2 separate regions of the Mus musculus genome follow, and region 2 is linked to region 1. A link is a loop called in an ENCODE intact Hi-C map of the cell type or tissue named here. Cell type or tissue: heart. All regions are shown on one strand. Each heading gives the region's core, and the rest is flanking DNA. Links, peaks and the distances in the headings are about the cores only.

What was found. A loop is a pair of places that touch in the nucleus more often than their neighbours do. Peaks named below come from ENCODE experiments on the same cell type or tissue, not always from the same donor. Only the 100,000 strongest peaks of a DNase experiment are listed, where the experiment ranks them.
Region 2: it touches region 1 in a loop (4-fold over the local background); 17 of 42 quality-filtered maps call a loop at or near these places.

What each region holds. Positions count from the first base shown.
Region 1 is chr19:24,881,146-24,892,185 of GRCm38, forward strand. No RefSeq gene overlaps it. Among named protein-coding and RNA genes, the nearest start is that of Foxd4, 14 kb to the right of the region's middle. In heart, for the core only: a CTCF peak has its summit at 4,571 (motif pointing left); no DNase peak of the experiment used is centred there; H3K4me3 peaks cover 238 bases; H3K27me3 peaks cover 4,442 bases.
Region 2 is chr19:24,277,672-24,288,711 of GRCm38, forward strand. It overlaps Fxn (frataxin), which reads right to left and starts at 2,919. Exons shown (of 5, transcript NM_008044.3): 1 at 2,736-2,919. The coding sequence starts at 2,894. In heart, for the core only: a CTCF peak has its summit at 2,913 (motif pointing left); DNase peaks (open chromatin) are centred at 2,390, 2,670 and 6,710; H3K4me3 peaks cover 1,855 bases; H3K27ac peaks cover 1,769 bases.

The DNA.
Region 1 (11,040 bases), core at 1,043-9,042:
TTAGCTTACCAAGCATCAGACTTCTTTATGGCATTTTTTAAAAGGTTAGTTTGGTTGACCCTCACCCATCCCCCTACGTCCTCCCCACAAAATCCCTTCCTCTCCCAGGATTCCCCCTTCCACTCTTGCAGAATATACTCTCTACTACCCCTCCCCCACCCAAGCCTCCCTGTCTCCACTCTGGGCCCCTGTCTGCTTTCCCGGGCTTTACCCACCCTCACTCCCACATATACTAAAAATTAGAAGCTAGGATTCATAAATGAAAGAGAACATATGGTGTTTGTCTTTCTGGGCCTGGGTTATATCACTTAATATATTCTCCAGTCCCACCCATTTTCCTACAAATTTCATCATTTTGGATTTTTTCTTTGTATGTTTGTGTAATGTTTTCATTGCCCAGCGATTAATTAATGTGTCTCTTAGCTGATCCCATCTCATTGCAATTGTGAAAGGATAACTTGATGCGCCGTTTTTGACAGTTATCACAAAGACCACACTTGAACTCCAGTCTGCCCTCAGGACCACACCACACTCCCCTCCTCTTCTCATCATGAACAACCCCTGCAGTGCTTCTGTGTGGTTTAGTGCAGTGGCTAACACAGGTTGGATAAACAGTAAAATGTTGGGTACCGATACTGCTGTTATTACTAGTGGGTTTATTTTGTGTTCCTTAAGTACAACAGCCTGCACTGGTGACAAAAGGGACAGGGCAGCTCCAAGAAGCAAGGAAAGAAAATCTGGTCACCTTTCTTAATTAGTGCAAAGACATCTCTATTAAAAATTAATTTTAGGGGGACCAGTTGGGAGCAAGATAAAGTGCAATAATACAAGGACATTCAGTTTATACAGAAAACTGTTCGTGTGACCCTTCAAGATGCCTTGGCACTGGTCACCAAGCCTGACGCCCTGAGCTTGATCCCCAGGCCCCACATGTTGGAAGGAAAGTATTGCCTCCTGCAAAGTGTCCTCTCACCTACACACACACACACACACACACACACACACACACACACAGTGGCAAGCCTGCTATGGCATATGCACACCCACATTCATATGCAGATAATGAATTGATGTGTTAAAACACTTGGCATGTGAGCTCTTAAAGCCACATTAATTTCTGGCATCAAGGACCACAGAAGGTGGAAGCCGTGGGCATGAACTGCGTGGAGACAATTCAGTTCGTAATGGCATCGTTGCCAAAGAGAGAGCAAAAATTTATAACCAGGAACCAGTCTCACAGCCTTAAAGTTCACAGATAGGTTGTCCACCAGTAGTCTAAGAAGTTGTCTGTCTGTCCATCCCCCCACCTCCACTCTTTCAGTGAGTTCAGGAGTGAGTCTCAATGCTTCAATCCACCTCTGCACCCCAATGTCAGAAGGGAGCCAGAAAGCCCAGGCACCAGCTAGTGACCCTGTTCGAGCCCATCCTCTGGTTTAGGGAGAGTGGAGGAGATCTATGAATAAGCATGGCTCAAGAGGAAACTTTTATTTTGTGATTTTGGGGGGTTGCTTTCTTTGTATCCTGGAGTATCTGTTCACTTTCACTACCAGCTCTGCTGCAACACATGTAAAAGCCAGCACCCTGGTGTCCCCAGAGACTGAGCATGTCACCATGCCTCTGATCCTCACTGTCCCCCTCTCTCCTACAGAACCAGACTGCTTCTATCTAGTCTGTTTCTTCTGTCTTTATTCTCTTGCCCTCCTCCTACCCCACTGGTCTCTGAGCATCTCTGCCTGGGCATCACAGACTCTATTTCCCACTTTCCTTACGTGATTTCTTATAGGACAGAGCTTGAGAAAACAGAAGTTCCTCTCTTTCTCTCTCTCTCTCTCTCTCTCTCTCTCTCTCTCTCTCTCTCTCTCTGTGTGTGTGTGTGTGTGTGTGTGTGTATGTGTGTGTCTGTCTGTCTGTCTGTCTGTGTCTGTGTCTGTGTACACGTACCTACATATGAATATGGATGAGGGTGTGGGATTTAAATTTATACATTCGTAATTTTGATTGCTTCTTCTTGTCCTCATAATAGCATGTATAGCAACTAACATGCCCAAAGACTCAGTTACCTTGTCCACCTAGCACACAATGTTGTAATACAGAGAACTGAGAGCATTAAAGGGTAGTATGTAGGTACATTTATGTTCATGTGTAGTATGTGCTGTGTGATTGTATGAGTGTGTGTGCATATTCTAGCATATGGGCATGTGAGTGCCAAGGTGTGCATGGAGAGGTCAGAGGGCAGCCTTAGGTATCAGTCCTCAGTTTCCAACCTCAATTGAGGTAAAGTCTCTTTGATGATGCCCTGAGCCTGGATAACTGGCCCATGAGCTTCCTGATAGTCTCCTGTGTCAGCTTGCCAACTTCCTTAGGGGGCACTGGAAGGAAAAACTAAGAGCTACAGAGTCGGGTTTTCACTGAGTTCTGGGGATGCGAACTCAGGTTGTCAAGTCATGGAAGAAGACAATCAACATCCCCCTCTGGCCTCCATACATTGTGCACAAACCCACACACTCAGATGCATGCCCCACACACCAAAGCGTGATGGGGTGTACCTGAAGTCCTGGTGTTAGAGTGCCAGAGAGAGGTGGGTACCAACCGGGGCTTCCCTCTGGTCTTCCAGAGCAGTTTTCAGGTTTTAACAATGAACCTGTGCCCCCGCAGTCCCGTCCGTCAGCATGAGGAGTAGGTTGCCCTCCCCATCTCAGTTCCCATGGTCAGAATCCCTAACTAATCTTCTACCCACGGGGCACTGCGAGCGTCGCAAGCTGTTGTTGCAGCTGCTCACACCAGCAACGGCTCTTGACTTGCTGAACACCTTCAGTATTTCCAGAGCTGTGTTGTCACGGTTCACCCAGCTGCACCGAGGACTTCCTCCCCCCCCCCCCTCCCCAGCCACATCTGCACCTACAGCCTCCCTCCTGCCCCCCTTCCAAGCCCATGATTGATCCATCCTCCTGCACTTCAGACCCCAGACCCTCGGGAGCTGGTCCCATCAATTACTTGCTCTCTGTCTGGAATCTTTGGCTTCCCCATCCCTAGGGCTCTTTAACTTATTCATCATAGAAACATGTTCAAACCTCTTCCATTTTGTGGAAAACAAAACAAAAAACAAAAGTCCAAAACTGCCTTTAACCCTTTCTTCTTTTGCAGCTTCTTCAGTCTTTTATAATCCTTGTCCATACACTACACACACACACAAACACACATGCACACACACACACATATATGTGTGTGTGTGTGTGTGTATATATATATATATGTATGTATATGTATATATCGTTTATCAGTTTCAACAGTGTCACTGCTCATAGAAATCGATCTCCTTCCTAGAAACCCCAGAGAGGAAGGAGAGACTCAGCTTTACTGTGCCAGCCACAGGAGCACAGGTGCCAGAGCCACAGTAGGTAGGGTCAGGGTGTCACTCACTGTCCACGGCTTGTCCAGCATGCATGAGGCTTTAAGTTAGACCCCCAGTATTGGGAGAGACCAGTAAAGAGTCTGTCCCCCCTGGAACTGAGAGCTGCCCCCGGATGTGAGTTAGGTGCTAAATCCATGACAATCTTAGGGGGAACAGCATAGTTTTGTCATTCTGTGAGTTATCTCCTCTCCCAAACCTAACTTTGGGAGGCATTAGAATACTCCTTAGCAAGCTGGCAGAGAGATGGGGAGCAGAAAGAACCTAGCATTTCAGAGCAGAGGTCTGATCTCTGGCTGAAGGGTAAAGTCTTGGGTGTCACTGAGAGTTGATGCTTTACATTGACTGTCCCTGAGGTCGGCCTCACCATATGTCACGGACATGCCAGAGGACGGCTTCTGTAATAAAAGCACACATGTGACATTTACCATCCTAACCTAAGCAGTTTTGATTGTGCACATGAATAGTGTTGAGTACACATGGATTCGCAGAAGAGCAGAGAACTTTGTAAAAAGCTCTTTTTATAAACAGAGTTGTTGATGCATATAACCAGTTAAGTATATGCCCTTAGCCTGCTATGTCATAAGAAGAAAAGAGACACAGACATAGACCCAGGGAGAACCCCTTAAGGGAGGCAGAGATGGAAGCAAAGCAACAGCCGTGGAGCAGTGCTCCCACAGAGTGATGGTCATGCACGGAGTGCTGGAGGAATGCTTAGCCTGGCAAGCAACAGGAGAGCCCAAGATAAGACACGCAACAGAGACTTCCCTGCAGCCTTCCGAGAATGCACGGTGCTCCCAACACCTTACTTTGGATTTCTGGCTGCTGTGAATAATGAGGCAGTTGTTTTCGGCCACCCAGTTTCTGGTGTGTTGTTTTGGCACATTTATGAAGTGGATATGCCTGCCCCTTAAGTCACTACAATCTTCCTTCTGGATCTAAGATTCCTTTACATATAAAGGGGTGCAGCAAACCCAGCCTGCATTTTATATGACCTTCTGAGTCACACGGTGTCTCTAGCCAGCTGACAGTCCTTTAGCTCTACCCAGAGGGAAATCATGGTAGGCAAGTGGAACCTCACCAAAGGCTTCTCTTCTGTATTTGGATGCAGAGACCTCGGGCATTAGGCAGCAGGAAACAGTGAGGATGCTGCCCTCTAGTGTTACAATCTTGTACTGGCCACAAGATCTCTCGGTCCTTGACATCAGCTGGTGTTACAGCTCTTGACCTGGGGCCGCTGAGACCTTTGACGCTGAGGACTTGATAACTCTCTGGTTTAGAGACCAAGGCTTACAGGTGCTCTCCTCTGACTCCTGACAGGCTTTTATCCTTCAGCCCTAGCTCTCCAGCCTCCCTTGTCATCTCTTTCCTTCGTCACTCTTCTTCCTGCCTGACCACTCCAGATCTGCTTAGCTGAGAAGACAGGTGCCTCGCTGCCTTCACAGCCTGGCCTACCGATTGCTCAGCTACAGCTGCCTCTGACCTTCTACTCTGTCTGCCCCTGACACTGACATGCCCACCACTCTGCTGCCTCTGCTGCCTCTGCATGCTACAATGTCAGCAAGAAAAGCTCGCACTATAACACCTGCAAACTCAGGCAAAACAGGACAGTCTTTCCTGTCACCTCACTTCTGAGCAGTCTGCTCTTGCAGCCACAGAAGGGCTGTTTAGGCCAGTCACAACCCACTGTCTGGGTCAGTTACAGCCTTGCCTCTTAGCAACAATCATGCGCATTGAGGCTTATAATTTGCACCAATCATGGCCTCACCTCAGCAACAGACACAACAGGCCTCTGCTAGACCACAAGGAGATGCACCCCACTCTGGCAAAGGTGGAAATTGTAAGCAACCTTGGAAGCTGGCTCAAGACACCCCAAGACCAAGGCACAAAGGAGATTAATTTGTCCCAGAGAGACAGAGGGCATGGATAAGGGACAAGGCATGAGATAGAGGAGAAAAGAGAAGGAGATGGGAAGAGGGAAGGGGACAGAAAAGGGAGTCAAGGGAGAGGGGAAGAGGTATTTGTCAGGGAAACTAAGGACTGCCTTTGGATAGAGTGGAGACAGACATGGTCCATAGGCAAATGGCAGTTTATAATGGTAAGACGGGAAACCCCACGTTAGGATGAGGTGTTTTAATTTAATTGGGAATGTTAATTAGGTGAGCCAAAGGAGACTTTTGATTTCTGGGCCTGAGTACTCTGACAGATGGACCTTGGTGGTCAGCCTCGGGAAGAGGAATTGATCAAACAAGGGGATAGACCTTGGCTGATCAGCTTTAGGAGTGTAATCTAACAGTTTCTTAGCAAGGCAGAGAGAATCAGGAAGAAGGGCAAGGCCTGCCAGAGACATGCTCACCACACTCGAGCTGGCCAGAGTCCCTTCAGAAATGGTTTCCTGAGGCTTGTGATAGGCAAAGGTCTGCTTTCAAACAGCTCTGGCTGATGTTATGCCTCCAGGGGCCAGAGCAATGAGCTACGTGAAGTCTTGGCATAGTTGTCTCAAGGCATCTTTGGAGTGCTCCAGACAGCTGGCTGATCCTGGCATAAGGGCAGGTCAGCCGGCTGTTAGACTGATAGTCCTTTTGCTCAAGACAGCCAGGACAGCTGTCAGACAGCTGTTAACTGAGTCTGTTTCTTTGTCTTCCACCACCTTTGCTTATTTATAAGAAATGAACATCAGGAGTACTTACCATAGAGACTAGAAGACATTACCAAAACACTAACTGACTTCAACAGAGTTTTTTAAAAGATTTTGTGTGTGTGGTTGGTGGAGGTATGTGCATGTGAGTGTAGGTCTTGCCAAGGCCAGAAGAGGGCGCTGTATTCCCAGGAGCTACAGTTACAAACAGTTGTGAGCTATGACCAGGGGATGCTGGAACCAGACTCGGGCTCTTTGCAAGCATAGTAACATACTTAACCACTGAGCCATCTCTCTCCAGCCCCATTTAACAGATTGTAACAATGTGTTCTGTGTAGCTGCCCAGTGGCTGGGAGGAAGGGCTGATGGTCCTTACTTGGTCCTCATTGATGCTCTTCTGCATCTTTCTCAGCCTCCCCACTTCTCCCTGATCTACAGCTCCCAGCTCCCTCCTGAGTCACAACGATTCTCAGTCTGTTACTGTTTTCTTCTGCTATCATGCTAGGCTATGATGCTATGCAGTGATTTCATTTTGCCATCATCTCCTCTGCTATCTACACGCCAAATTCCCAAAACCTGGTTCTGAATTCCCCCACTGTCTTCTGGTATATACACCTAGACTTTGTTCGCATCTCAAATACTGCATAGATGAATGGAAGGAATGGTCTAGAGCCCCACGGACCATAAATATTACCATGCTTCGTAGACAATGCAAGTCACCAGAAAAGCAACACACTGGCCACAGAGGTGCACATATGCATGCCTGGTGGGGACTTCATAGTAAAGAGTGACATCAGGTGGAGCAATAGGCTGGGCCATGGATGCACATTTGTAAGGCAACATCCACAGCAACCTGTCCCCAGTGCCCATAGTGGCCTGTGACAACTCCTTGCACAAATGCCTTTTGTGGCCAAGCTTAACCTGGAGTCACACTGGGGAGAGATTCTGGGGAACCTGGTTCTTAGCTGTATTAAGATAACACTAAGACATCAGAGAGGGGGGGGCGGGGCTAGCAAATGTAACCTTCTAGAGAATAAAATAACACAAACAATACACACAAGTAACATACTGGAGAGTTCTCATCCGAATGCTATATAGTCCTCTGTAAGAAAGTGTAACATTGATTTTTTTTTCAAATTCTATATTTAATGATGGTTTTTAAATGCTTTAACCTTCCTTGCAACCCCACCACCCATGAGAGGTAGTTGAAAAGAAAGGATACAGAGGAAGTGGACCTGTCTAGAAAGGTTCTTTGGAGCAACTCCCCGTCTGTGTTGTCTGGAAATCAGCAATTCATTTCACAGATTAGCAGTCAGCGGCAGCTCAATCCATTCAAACACTTTACAGATACACCAGCAGCCCAGTTCAGTAGAGTTGGGTTAGCAACAGCGGTGACAGACCTAGCAGAGACAGCCAGACCCCAGCCTTGGCTCGAGTCAGCTGGAGGGACCAATAGGAACACCAGGAATTCTCAGGTGTGCCTCTCTCAGGGAAGCAAAGATCAGCAAAGATGCAAGACACACAAGCATTGCACACCTAGCTGGACCAGCAAGCCAAGCTCTGTCCTTGTCACTCTGTGGAGTCCTACTTATACCCTCCAAACATCACATGTCCTCCACATGCCTTGCCTCAGTCTGGCTCCTGCCTCTGCACCGGTCTTGCCTCAGCAAGTGCATCCAGTCAGCCTGAGTCCTTAGAAGCAGCAACAAACTGCAGCACACCACAAGTTTTTGGTACATTTCTCTCTATGGAATCCTGACAGATGCAGCTCAACTACACAGTGTAAGGCAGACCAATACATGGGTGTCATTAGCAAAGAATCTTTCATCAAATGTCCTTTTACGTGCTTGCTTTAGCAGAGCATCCTCTCTCCTGTGTCTGCTTCAGCAAAACGTTCCCTCACGAGTCGGCCTTAGTCTTTCACACCTGTGACCACTTTAATGAAACGTTCCTTCACGTGTTTGCCCCAGCAAAACATCATCCAACTGACTTTCCAAAGTCCCCTTAAGTTTCCATTTCTGGAGAGTTTGACAGGGATGGAAGAGTGTGGCGCTGGATCCTGGAGGATTGGGGTCAGTATGGCAGTTCTGGGACCACCCAAAAGAAGACTGGCTTGCCCCAAAACACAACTGCAGGAGCTGTGCTGTGCGACACAGACTCCTACTCAAAGTTCAGATGGTGAATACAGTGAGCCCTGCTGCTTGTGGGAAAGCAAGGGAGAGCTTTCCCGATGGGGAGAGGATAACAATGAACCCTGCTGACTCTTCATGCCTTTGGATTCCAAATCTGTGGATTTGGCCCAGTGTGGACAGAAGTTATTCCGGGGCGGCACTATAATAAACAAAACAATACAGTAAACATTTACAGAGCACCATACTGCGTGCAGTATGACAGATAACCATTTAAACATTTAACATAGTTTATGTTATACCATACCATTTTATAGGAAGGTATTGGGCATGCGCAGACTTGAGTACTGAGACCCTAGAGCTAAGCTTCATAGGTGCGTGTGTGCGTGCGTGCTGGCGTGCGTGCTGGCGTGCGTGCTGGCGTGCGTGCGGGCGCTTATGTTTATGGTTCATGGTAAATCCAATGGGATGCGGGGAGGGCAGGTATTTTGGATTTTGTTTCTGAAGCCGCCTGAAAAAAGTCTGACCTTTGCTACTAGACCCCAGCAAGCTCAGGGAACTACTGGACAGATGACGAGCTGAGGGAGTCTCCCTCGGGCAGAGCAATGGAAAGCAACAAGCAGCTGAGAATGCTATATACTAGTGCCACCAACGGGTATGGCAGAGGTCCACCACCCGCAGAAACGAGTGGTTCCAGTCCGAGGACACACAGTAGAAGGCACATTGACCGCACGCCAAGTTAGAAGTGGGAGGGATGGGGGGAGAAAATGCGTAAATGGGAAGAGTGGGTTAAACAGAGGGAAGGGGCGCAAGTCTCACCTTTTTAAAGATGGCGTGTGGGCACATGAGAGCAGAAGCAGGTGGCAGAAGGGTCAGGGACCACAGTCTGCTTCCCTCTCCTTCTTACACTTTCTCCAGAATTCGTCTTGTCACAGCCCCGTCACCTTTACTGATCCTGGGTTCTTTATCTTCCAGAACCTTCTTTTTACTTATCACAAACGTACCTTTTGTAAGACAGTTACAGCTGAAAATAAAACTATTCTTTCAGGTCATAGACCCCATGTTTGGGTTAAGCACCTGCTCCGCGACAAGCTCCATGCCAGGCACTAAAATACCAAGAGCCAACATGACAGTTCCCGGGGAAGGGCAGAAATCTGCAAACAGATGTAATCGGGAGGCATCTCTCTAGTCTCCCCCTGCACCCCTAATCTACACTGCCAGGGCACACACCCTCTCCACCCACAATTAGCCTGCCACTCTAAAAAATAATAATAGGATAAATCTTTGGGGGTAGAATGCCGGTTTCCAGGTAACTAAAGGGAATTTGCTAGATGCATTTACACAATATAGTCCTGAAAGTCCAACAATGTCTGCCTCACACAGGAGAGACAGAGAACTCTTTCAGTCTGTGGGTTGGGTGCTCCAGCAATTCCATTCTGGTGCTGAAGGCCTAAAGAGTTTCTGAGGAGCAACTTGTCCCCAGCCCATGCTGGAAGCCGAAATCTGAGACCTAATGTTGTGAAATATCCACCAGAAAAGGCAGCTCAGACATGACTCTACAGCAATAGAAAGTGTTTATTTGCTGGCCGGCACCTACACTGGGTGTTCCGGATGCTAGTGTACTACCAAGCCTTTCTCAGGATGAGTTTTAAGCACAAAAATCCATATCCTGGGTTGACATACTTCAGTAAGCAAGAACAAACAGAAGCCCAAAAGAAAGCAATTTAGAGACTTTCCCAGAACTGTGAGTTTTGATGGGTTAGGTCTTTGTGTTCATTTTGGCCTGTAGTAGTACATCTATGTGCTGTTTTATGACCTAGACAGTACTTCTATCATGGAGTCAGTTGTGCTAAGGGGCCTGTTTCATAATGTTAGTGAAGGAATGAATACAGCGGTTTGTCTTTGAGTTGACAACTGAGATTAACCCTCATGTCAGGGCTGAGGCTGAGGAGAGGTAGAAAGAAATAAGCTGCTACACAGACACAGAATTACGCTCATATCAGATAACAAAGTTCTCTGCTCTTCTGTGAATCCATGTGTACTTACCACTATTCATGTGTACAATCAAAACTGCTTAGGTTAGGATGGTAAATGTCACATGTGTGACACGTCCATGACATATGGTGAGGCCGACCTCAGGGACAGCCAATGTAAAGCATCAACTCTCAGTGACACCCAAGACTTTACCCTTCAGCCAGAGATCAGACCTCTGCTCTGAAATGCTAGGTTCTTTCTGCTCCCCATCTCTTTGCCAGCTTGCTAAGGAATATTCTAATGCCTCCCAAAGTTAGGTTTGGGAGAGGAGATAACTCACAGAATGACAAAACTATGCTGTTCTCCCTAAGATTGTCATGGATTTAGCACCTAACTCACATCCGGGGGCAGCTCTCAGTTGCAGAGGGACAGACTCTTTACTGATCTCTCCCAATACTGGGGGGTTTAACTTAAAGCCTCATGCATGCTGGACAAGCCGTGGACAGTGAGTGACACCCTGACCCTACCTACTGTGGCTCTGGCACAGTAAAGCTGAGTCGCTCCTTCCTCTCTGTCTCTTTGTCTCTGTCTCTCTCTGTCTCTCTCTCTCTGTCTCTCTCTCTGTGTCTCTCTCTCTGTCTCTCTCTCTCTGTCTCTCTCTCTCTCTCTCTCTCCTATCCTCCCTCTCACTCTCCTCACTTCCCCTCTCCTCCTCTCCCCTCCCCTGCACTCCAACCCTTTAGATGTGTCTATGAGTTCTTTATAAATATCTCTTCTGTAGCCAGGAAAGTCTCACCCACAGGTCTCACAAGAGTGGGATTGCAGGATATTTGATCACACTGTGAACCCCAAGATTGTGTTATTTACTGAAGAAAAAAATTCTAGTTGTG
Region 2 (11,040 bases), core at 1,836-9,835, 600 kb before region 1:
CACTGGGGGTGGGCTTTGAGGTCTCAGAGGTTCAAGCCAGGCCCACTGTCTCACTTTCTTTCTGCTGCCTGCAGCCTCTCAGCTGATCTCCAGTACTGTGTCTGCCTATGTGCCACCATATTTCCTGCTATGTCTGCCTGCATTGATACCACGCTTTCCCACCATAATGATAATGGATTAAACTTCTGAACTGAAAGCTAGCCCCTATTAAATGTTTGATCATGGTGTCGCTTCACAGCAATGGAACACTGACTAAGACAGCTGTGGTAGCTGTATCTCACTCAGGTGGTCATGGTTAGGTAGCACCAGATCGAGCATCTCTCCATTGGCTAAGATAGCTATGCTGACTGTATCTCAAGTGGCCATGGCTACACCGCACCAGCTGCCATGTGCTCGAGAGTCGTCTCTCTCTGCTTGGCACTGCTCTGTCTTTAGCTGAATGGACTCACAGAATCCTTTTCTCCCTCATGGAGTTATGAGGGAAGAACTTCATCGTGATCATCTTTTTTTTAAAAAAAATAATTATCTTGTATTTTGTGTGTGTGTGCCTGAGTATATGGATATACACAGCATGTATGTGGGTGACCTTGGAGGGAGAAGAGGGCAGCCGATCTCAGATCTCCAAGAACTGGAGTGATAGAAGGTTGGGCGCTGCCTTGTGCCAGGAATCAAACCCAGATCCTCTCTAAGAATAGCAAGTGTTCTTAAATGCTGAGCCATCTCTCTATCCCCTACTCCATCATCATCCGCTGGAGGGGGTAGCCCTATAGAGTTGCAGTGCTCACTTACTTGTTCCTAGGGGGCACAGGTTGGGTCCCTATAAGTCTCAGGGTCATAACTATCAAATGGCCAATGCGTATGCATAATTCTGTTTGTGCATGTCTGTCTAAAGACACTTTATTTATTATATATTATTGGTTTGTCAGCTTTGAACTTGAAGCAAGAACACTTATAACTCATGCTGAAGTGAGGTGTTTCTTTTTTTCTTTCTTTCTTTCTTTCTTTCTTTCTTTTTTTTTTTTTTTTTTTTCTCGAGACAAGGTTTCTCTGTGTAGCCCTGGCTGTCCTGGAACTCACTCTGTAGACCAGGCTGGCCTCGAACTCAGAAATCCGCCTGCCTCTGCCTCCCAAGTACTGGGATTAAAGGCCTGTGCCACCACTGCCCACCTGAGTGAGGTGTTTCTTTCATACATTTTCTTTGCAAGCCATTCCACAATCTTACTATGTTTACTGTGGCTCTAGGCTTGGGGACCACTTTCAAACGACAAAGTCTCCCACAGGTACATCGACGCAAACAGGCATTTCGCTGAAGAGACTGAATATCTGCTCACTCCGTGACAGCGGAATCAAGCCTTGTTGGACAACGGCCGGGAGGGGACACCTTCCATGAGCCTTGCGCTTTTGGCCAGTCTGCCGCTTTCAAAGTGACTGTAGGAGCATCAGGGTAGACAACTGGGGACCGTAAACGATATTGAGCCACTGAGAACAGACTCTGAGCATAAAGATGGACCGACTGTATTTGCATTGTACAGGCGAGGAAACGGAGATGCCAAAGACAAAGTTGCTCAGGCTCTCAGAGATGCAGAAATCCAAAGTGCACAGCTGCAACTGGAGCCCAGCTGTCAGGCGCCAGGCAAGGGAAGAACAGGGCAGTAAACATCCAAGAAAGTGTTTGAGGAAGCATGGGTTACAGGTTCGGCCCTTCAAACCCTAGCCGTCTCTCTCTCTGACCAGTCCACTTTTGTTTGTTTTGTTTTTAAACTTTCTTTTTCAGTGTTATAGAAAGAACCCAAGAACTCTTGAACGCTAAGTGACCATGTCACTGCTGAGCTACAAAGCTAGCCCTATTTTTATTATTGTTTTTTATTTTAATGACAGGACCTCAAGAATCCTAAGCTGGGTTTAAACCTGTAGACATTATTATCCCACAGCCTACTCCACCTTTGTCCATAGCTCTCCCCTTCCTAGAATGCTCCCCAGACCCGTTCTTTGGCATCTATCACGGCCCTCTCCGGAAAGCCTTCCTTCACCCTACTGCTGTCTTTTCAAGCCACGGAGTAACAGATTCTGTTCTTTGCATCTACTAAGAACCGAGACTTATCTGAAGTGCTAAGGCCTTTGCGAATACAGTTTAATTCTCCCGCCAAAATCGCAAAATGGGTGTTACCCTTTAATCTCCTCGGAACAGAAAGCCAAGCCCTGCCCCCAGACAGTTAGGGTCTCCCCAAGGTCACAGGGCTCTCCAGCGCCGCGCAGTCAGAACGTGGAACCAAGATCCCCTCATTTTCCAAAAGCTGGACTCTAGGGCTCTGCTGCTACACCTGTGATCCCAGCAGAGAGGAGGCAGGAGGATCACAGGATTGAAGCCACTTTGGGGTACTCAGCCAATCCTAGGCTAGCCAGGGATACAGAGTGAGGCAAACAAGCAACAAAAAGCCCTGCTCAGAGCAACTCCACAACCCCATTAGTCTCACGCCCTGAAAAAGGCAACTTCGGAGTGCACACAATAATAAACACGCCCTGCTGCACACGCTATACATCCTGTGTTAATTACGGAAACTCGTCTTTTCCCATCCCCACCGCCAAGGTCCGAAGCCCGCGCAAACACCGCGCGCGCCCTGCACCCAAACGCGCGCGCAACCAGAGCGACTCGGCGCGTGCGCGCTGCGCGTCCCCGGCATAGGGGCGGGCGCGGCCTGCGCTCCGGTGTGCGGCCCGGCGAAGCGCGTACTCACGGCGTGGCGGGTGGCGCCGGCGTTGACTGTGACATGTAGGCCTCGGCGGCCGCAGGTTACGATCGGTTCCCTCCAGCGCGGGTTCCCGACCCAGGCGGAGGCCCGGGACGCCGTCCGGGGCAGCAAGCCCACGGCTGCGCGACCTCCGAACGCCCACATGCTACTCCAGCTCCGCGGCCGCTCCGCCCCGCGCGAGGACTCGGTGGTGCCACCTGGTGGCCGTGCCCCCCCCCCGCCCCCCCCCGCCCCCCCCCCCCCCCGAGCGCCGCGGCTGGGCTCCTGCGCGCAGGTCCAGCACTACAGCCCTGTGCAGACCTTTAACCAGAACCCAGAACCTGCTCTGCGCCAAACTCGCAACGTATCCCTTGGGCAGCACTAGTGTGTAAACACTGACCCCTGCAAGTTTATTCGCTGACAACAATTTTACAGAGTGGTAGTGGGTGATTCTGAAGATACGCTGGTGATCAAAATAGCTTTGCTTAAAAAACAAAACAAAACTAGTTCTAACAGCTAGCTTCAACTGCCCGATCATCTCAAATTCCGCATCTCTTAGGCAATAGAAGTACCAGGCAGCATGAATGGAGGAGGGGCTTCCGTAGCCCCAGGCTCAGCCGAGGAACTATTGGTTGCTGATGGCTATAGGATGAGGGAGGGTGAGTTTTCTTCTGGGATATGGCCTCTGATTGGCTGTCCTAGCTCCATGGGGATGGTCCTACACTGTATACACTGTTAGGGCTAAGTGGAGTCGGTTTAAAAAAAAAAAAATTCAGAGCGGTGGTAGTGTACACCTTTAATCCCAGCACCCGAGAGGCAGAGTCAGGTATATGGAGTTCGAGGCCAGCTTGAGCTACATAGTGAGTTTCAGAACAGCCGGAGCTACATAGTGAGACCTAGTCAAAATAAATAAGTAAATAAACAAATAAACACATAAATAAATAAAAATTTAAAAAGGAACATAAAATTGGGAGGAGGGGTGGGGTGGTTCGGTAGGAGTTGGGAGTGGCAGGTGAGTTTGATCGAAAACACATTGTATACATGTATGGGATTCTGAAACAACAGTAGGAATAAGGAAGTGCCCGGCTGAAGTACCCGAATGCTTCTTGGATGAGGAGTAGTCAGGACTGGTGATTGGTTCTCCTCATAGCTGTTTTTTTTTTTTTCCCCCCCAGCAGCCCCAACAGGTTCCTCACACTCCTGGTAGTTCTCCTGGCTTTTATGTCAGTGTGAGAAGGAGTCTGTGCATTGTCTCGGGTTGCCATTATGACACTGGAGAACTCTGAGCTTCAAGAGTTAAGAGACAGTGTCAGAGGAGTCTTTTGCCTCCAGGGTCTCAAGAAGGATTGAATGACAGCAGCGGTCAGCAGCAAAGCGTTTAAGAACATCCTCCATGTACCACCTGACTTGGGATACTATTGCTTCTGATTTCCCACAAAAAGCCACAAAGGAAAGGGGAAGTTTGTAGTGACTGCTAATGCAACCCTCCCCCTCTCTCTTTCTCTCTCTCCTTCCTTCCTCTCCTTCTCCCTCTCTGACCTGTAGCTAATTTTCAGATATGGAATTGGAAGCCCTGACATATTAAGTGACTCCCCCCTGATTGAAGGGGAGTTAGAACCCTGGCTTCCTGATTTCTGGTCCGAGGGCTCTTACACCCTCTGTCTTAGAAAAGGAGTTTTTCTTAGTTTCAATATCACAGCTCTAACTGGCTCTCTGGGATCATGTGCCCATCCATGGAAGCCAATAGTCTGCAAAACAGTGAGGGCTACGCTACCGGTCAGCATCATGGTCCATTCTGTGCTGCTGTAATGTACTGCCTGAGGCTGGTTAGATTATAAAGAACAGAAATGGATCCTCTGGAGAGGAAGAGAAGAATGCTGTTCCTCACACAACAGAAAGGCCTCCAACAAGCCCTGTGTATAGCAAGGGTTGAGCCCTCATGACCCAGACCCATCCAAAGGCAACATCTTCCAATACTGGTGTGTGTGTGTGTGTGTGTGTGTGTGTGTGTGTGTGTGTGTGTTAAGGGTCTCAAGAAGAATTCATGGAGTTGACAAAAGCATTCAAACCACAGAAGCCAGTACCAGGGAGGGGCACGTTCTGGTGAAGAGGCATGGAAAGTTCCAGTGATAGCTATTCCGGTCGGAAGTGATGTTGCACATATTCCCAAAACAATGACTTCCACGATGGGGGACTGTAAGCCTGTTCATTTACTTATAGATCAGAGAAGTTCAAGGTGTTCCTCCCTAACATCTGCCAAGGACATAGCGCTGTTTACTGAGGAGCTGGGAACAGCTCCTTGTGTCCCAGGAGACTGGTAGCACTCAGTATCCAAACTCTGGCATGCCTCTGATACACTGCTGTGAGCTTAACATAGAATTGACTCATGCCAGGTGGTGGTGGCGGCGCATGCCTTTAATCCCAGCACTCAGGAGGCAGAGGTAGGCAGATCTCTGTGAGTTCGAGGTCAGCCTGGTCTACAGATCGAGTTCCAGAACAGTCAGAATTACACAGAGAACCCCTGTCTCAGAAAACCAAAAACTAAACTAAACCTAAAAAAATAAAAAAATAGAAAATAAAAAACCCCAAAACCCCTACTGATTAATAAAGTGTGTGAATCAGTTAACTGATATGAGTGTTTTTGAGAATAGGTAAGAAACAGCACTAATTTAAATAATAATTGCTAACTATGAAATGTGTGATGCCCAGAAGAGAGGAGGTTGGGCTTATTTGCTGGGCCTGACTTCCAGCAGCATGCCTTGGGGTCCTAGGAGTCAGCATTTGGGAGAGGGCTCTCATCTCTACAAAACCAAAATTATTCTTGGAGATTTATCTGAGGGGTCACAAAGATAGAGGCAGGTGGTGTGGTTGGAACAACATGTTATTTATTTGTGGATTTTGTTGTTGTTGTTGTTTGCTTTTTGAGACAAGGTCTCACTATACAATCCTGACTGACCTGGAACTTGCTCTGTAGACCAGGCTGGCGTCAGACTCACAGAAATTCATCTGCCTCTGCCTCTCAAGTGCTGGGTTTAAATGTGTCTGTCACCACATTCGGCATGTATGGCAAGTGCTCCATCTTTGAGCCCCATCCTCAGCTCTGAGATATCAGCCTTAGAGGGTGGCTTGTATTGATTAAGGAGTTGGCATAGATGTAGCAGCTGTCCCTCAAGGAAGCTCTGTGCTGTGATAGAAATACACATGGCTTTGTGGGCTCAGCTGCTGTATCTGTACAGCACAGCATTCAACAGGTGAGAAGCATGCTTCTCATGGACACACAAGGGAGTTCAGGACAGGAACTCAGCAGGAAACGAAACAGAGACCATGGGCGGGGGTGTGTTTTGGTGTGTGTGTGTCCCGGGGGAGTGCTGCTTACTAGCTTGCTCCAAATGACTTGCTTAGCCTGCTTTTTATACAACTCAGGACCACCTGCCCTGCAGATGTTAACAATGAAATAGAGATATATAATGAGCTGAAATGTCCTTCAAGTTCCCTGCAGAAAATCTCATTCCCCAATACATTCTGACCAAACTGTATTTGCATCCAGAACCTTGAAAGAAGTGACTAAGGTTGTATAAGGTCATACGACCCCAAATCCAGTGTATATCTGTATTTATGAAGAGAGGGTAAGGTTAGGGCTCTAACTCAATAGTACAAAGCTGTGGGTTCGACACCACATAAAGAAAAACAAGCCAAGTGTAAGCTACCTCCCCACAAGCTGTTGGTAAGAGAGGTTCAAACAGTCTCCCCAACAATACAGACTATTGTCATTGCTCCCGACTGTCCACCAGAACTTGACAAGAAGACCCAATTGCTGCAGACTCCACACACGTTGTACTGCCTGGGGTAGCTGCCGAGTCAGAAGTCAAAGGCCTGAAAACAGCGCTCTACATGTTGATGTGCTGGAGACACAACTAGTAGTCAGTCATAGGTCAAGTGTGGTCATGCTCTCCTTGAGGATTTCTCAATGATGACCCTTTGACCTCCTTGCTGTGGGGTTGCCCCAGTCTGAGTTTCAGCAGCAATCCTAGACTCCAACCACTAGGTGGCAGTAGTGCCCACTCCAGATTAAGTTGCTATACTCTAATGTTTCTAGACACTGCAATATCGTCTCTTGGAGTGTCTGGGGCAAAATTGTCCCCTTCAGTTTCTTTGTGCAAGTTTGAGCTATAGACTTACAGCAATCTCTTTTTCTTACTTCCAAGTTTGAGATAATTTTCATGACATTGTCCAAATTCCTTCAAACTTGGTTCTTATTTATAGTTAGTTTTTTTGAGTCAGGGTCTTGCTAGGAAGCCCAGGCTGGCTTGGAATTCCCTGTTCGCTTGCCTCCAGCTCCTGAGTGCTGGAGTTATAGGCACACACCTCCATGACTGGCTCTATTTCTCATTTCTCAGAGTTTCAGTTTCCTCACTGTCAAATAGAGCAAATGCCTTAGGGCTTTACATAAAGACAGAATAAACAGCTTGTGAGAAATGGAAATCCTCAAGTGTGGGTCACACACATGGTCAGGTGGCTAGTCTTGGTGGTATTTAAGAGGCAAGTTCTATACCCATGACTGCAGAGCACAGAAAACACTCCGTGGGTCTCATCAATCAGTAATCAAGAAAATGCCCTAAAGATTTACCCACAGACCTGTTTGATGCAGGCATTTTCTCAGTTGAAGTTCCCTCTTCCCAGATGATCCTGGGTTGTGCCAAGTTGACAAAACTAGCCGGCACAACACACCTTTCTGTTCCTTACTAGCCCTACAAGTCATTAGAAATAGTGGCCTGTGCTAAGCTCCTTGGCCCCAGGCCACAGTACTCTGTCTCCTTCACCAAGATCTTTTCACCCCTGGAAGGAAGGTCAGGTGGTGGCTGCAGCCTCCTGGTTACCAGGATCCTCTCTGCTACTATTCACACCTAGATCTGATCGCTAGTCCTGGGCTGATTTGCTTTATTTTGAATAGGGGACTCTCATCCTTGCAAATTACATTTCTGTCTTAGTTAGGGTTTTACTGCCATGAATAGGCACCATGACCAAGGCAAGTCTTGTAAAGGGCAATGTATAACAGGGTCAGAGGCTCAGTCCATCATTATCAAAGTGGGAACATGACAGCATCCAGGCAGGCATGATGCAGGCAGAACTGAGAGGTCTACATCTTCATCTGAAGGCTGCTTGCAGAATACTGCTTCCAGGCAGCTAAGATGAGGGTGTTAAAGTCCATACCCAGAGTGACAAGCCTACTCCAACAAGGCCACACCTACTCCAACAGGGCCACATTTTCCAATAGTGCCACTCCCTGGGCTGAGCATATACAAACCATAACAACTCCCAAACTCCCTTCAGTTTGTCCTAAAGTTTCTTTGGGACATGGCAGGAGCAACCTGGGTGGATGAGGATTACAATACAATACATTACAATAACAGACATTATAGCCTGGAGGGCAGTGGTACATCAGAGAAAAGGCTGGTGGCTGTTTCCCCTCTTTCTTGTCTTACCCATGCAGGTGGTATCTCCAGTAGTGACTGGGTTTCCAGTAGTGACTGGGTTTCCTCTGTGATTCCCCTTCTTACTGGGCAAGTCACCTTATTTTAGCCACCATTCCCAGGCTCTGATCCGCCCCCCGCCCCCCTTTCCAAGATCTCTGGTTGTAACAGGCAATGCAGCTTTCTGCTTCGTTTAATTTTTATGAGACTCCACACTTTCTTCTTTCACATCAAGCACCGGTGCAGTGAAATCTCTGCATAAAATTTCCACCACAGTTGTCTTCCAGGCTGGACAGCAACTGTTACCTGTATCTATATTCTGGACATCATAGTCATGTAAAGTCTTTCTTCCGTAGATATTTTCAATTACAGGAGTGTCTTAGTTAGGGTTTTACTGCTGTGAACAGACACCATGACCAAGACAACTCTTATAAGGACAATATTTAATTGGGGCTGGCTTACAGGTTCAGAGGTTCAATCCATCGTCATCAAGGTGAGAACATGGCAGCATCCAGGCAGGCATGGTACAGGCAGAGCTGAGAGTTCTATGTCTTCATCTGAAAGCGGCTAGTGGAGGACTGGCCTCTAGGCAGCTAAAATGAGGGTCTTAATCCCATCCCCACAGTGACACACCTACTCCAGGAAGGTCACATCTCCTAATAGTGCCATTCCCTGGGCCAAGCATATGCAAACCATCACAAGGAGTCTGTTTTTAATCTGACTTCTAGTTTTAATCTCTATTTCACTACCTCACTGCTATTCTTTCTTCTTGCTCAGGCTTGTCTTTCCATCCACCCCACCCCACCCTAGTTCAGCTACCTATCCATCCACCAGTAGGTCAAGTGTCTATAGATCTAAGCCCCATGGTTGCTAATGATACAATGAGTAAGGATGCTGACCATTGTATGAGTTTATAGTCGTGTGCAGGAAGGAGTGGAGTTTATTGTCTTATAGAACCAGGGGAGTGCAGTGATAGGAATAATCACAAGACTGGCCCCACCTCAATCTGAGGTGTGATGAAGGCACTCCATCAGAGGTTGGTTAGGCAAAGGAGGGGAGAGAGGAAGAGCCAAACAGGTAGAGAGGACCCAATGAACTGAGGATATGACTGCTCCAAGGTATAGATATGAGGGAGAGGACAAAAGAAACATCTAGAAGAGTCCCAACTGAACTTGACTACGAGAATCAAGGGAACCCAGAGAGTGTGTGGTGTTGGGAGCCGCCCCCACATTCGCCGTCACAAGATGGCGCTGACATCCTGTGTTCTAAGTGGTAAACAAATAATCTGCGCATGTGCCAAGAGTAATTTTCCACTACATGTACTCTGCCTTTTCTCGGCCATGGGCTGCAGCCAATCAGGGAGTGATGCGTCCTAGGCGAAGGATAATTCTCCTTAAAAGGGGACGGGGTTTCCGCCATTCTCTCTCTTGCTCTGCGCTCTGGCGCTCTGACGCTCTGGCGCTCTGGCTCCTAAAGATGTAAGCGGGGGGGGGGGGGCTTTCGTTTTTGGGGCTTGGGGCTTGCGCTCCTGGCTCCTGAAGATGTAAGCAATAAAGTTTTGCCGCAGAAGATTCTGGTTTGTTGTGTTCTTCCTGGCCGGTCGTGAGAACGCGTTTAAGAGTGTGGCAGGAACAGTAGGGTTATAAGGCAACAGAAGCTGGGGGAAGGGAAGCTGGAGATGGTTAAGGTACAAAGAGCTAAGAGGACTCAGGTGCCAGAGTGAGCGTCCAGCTTCAACTTTGGTATGCTGACCCCACAGTTAGCCATTTGTTCTGACTTTCTTTGGGACTTGGCAGGAACAACCTGGATGGACTTGTAAGGGTCCGAAAATTACTGAAGGAAGACCCCAGACTCAGTATGCAAAGGCAAAGAGCGTTTATTCTGCAGAAACAACCAGCAATCGGGATTAATCAGTTTTTTTGAGATGGTGACCCCAGACAAAGGTGCACAGGCCTTCTTATAGGGAACTGGGGGAACTCTCTAGAAGGATTAGGTAATTTAAAATTTCACTGATGGGTGCTAGGGGGTCCCAGGTGTCCAGTGGTCCTATGTCATTGACGTTTAACCTTAGGATGAGGGAGGGCTGCCCAGCACAGATGGCCCATCCCAAGATAAGATATTTCCCTATTTTTGTGCTTATTCCCTGGTTGTTCTTTGGGAGCGGGTTTTAAGACCTTGTTTCTGGATATTATGGTCTGTTCCCGGAGCTGTTGTCTTATGGCTGTCTTTTCAAGATCAGGCCTGGTCCTCAACTGGAGATAAACAGGGCTTGTGTCATCCTTGCAGGCTGCGAGGGTCCATGAGGAAAGGACCAGTGCTCTGGAGTCCTAACAGTGGGAATAGGATAGTTCAAGCCAGCTGCAGCTCTGGGAGTGAGGGTATAATTTCCTGCCAGACTTGCAACTCTCTGTTTTCCTTATAAAAACTCCAAGGTGAGCATTCTGCTAATAAGCCTTGCGGGCCAGGTCTGGCTTTGGACCCCAGAGTTTCTTACCAAAGCCACTCCGGTGCCTTGCTTGTCCTTGTTTCTGGAACTGCCCCTTGGGTGCCCTTGGTGCCTTTTGAATTTGCTGTGCTTGTTTGCTTCTCTTTTGTCTTAGATCTGATTATTCAGACAATTGAGTTGAGGCTTCTCCCGAGCTCTTTGCTCTGCCAGCTAGTGGGCACTTCTCTGGTGCTTGCCTCAAGATCAAAAACAATCTATACCAGCTCCAAGGATGCCATCAAGAAGAAGCTGACAGGAATCAAGCATGAATTAAAAGGAAACTGCTTCTGAGGAGGTTAAGGACCCCTGAACTCTGGTAGAAAAACTAAGTGGCAGCCCTATCATCTCCCTGAGG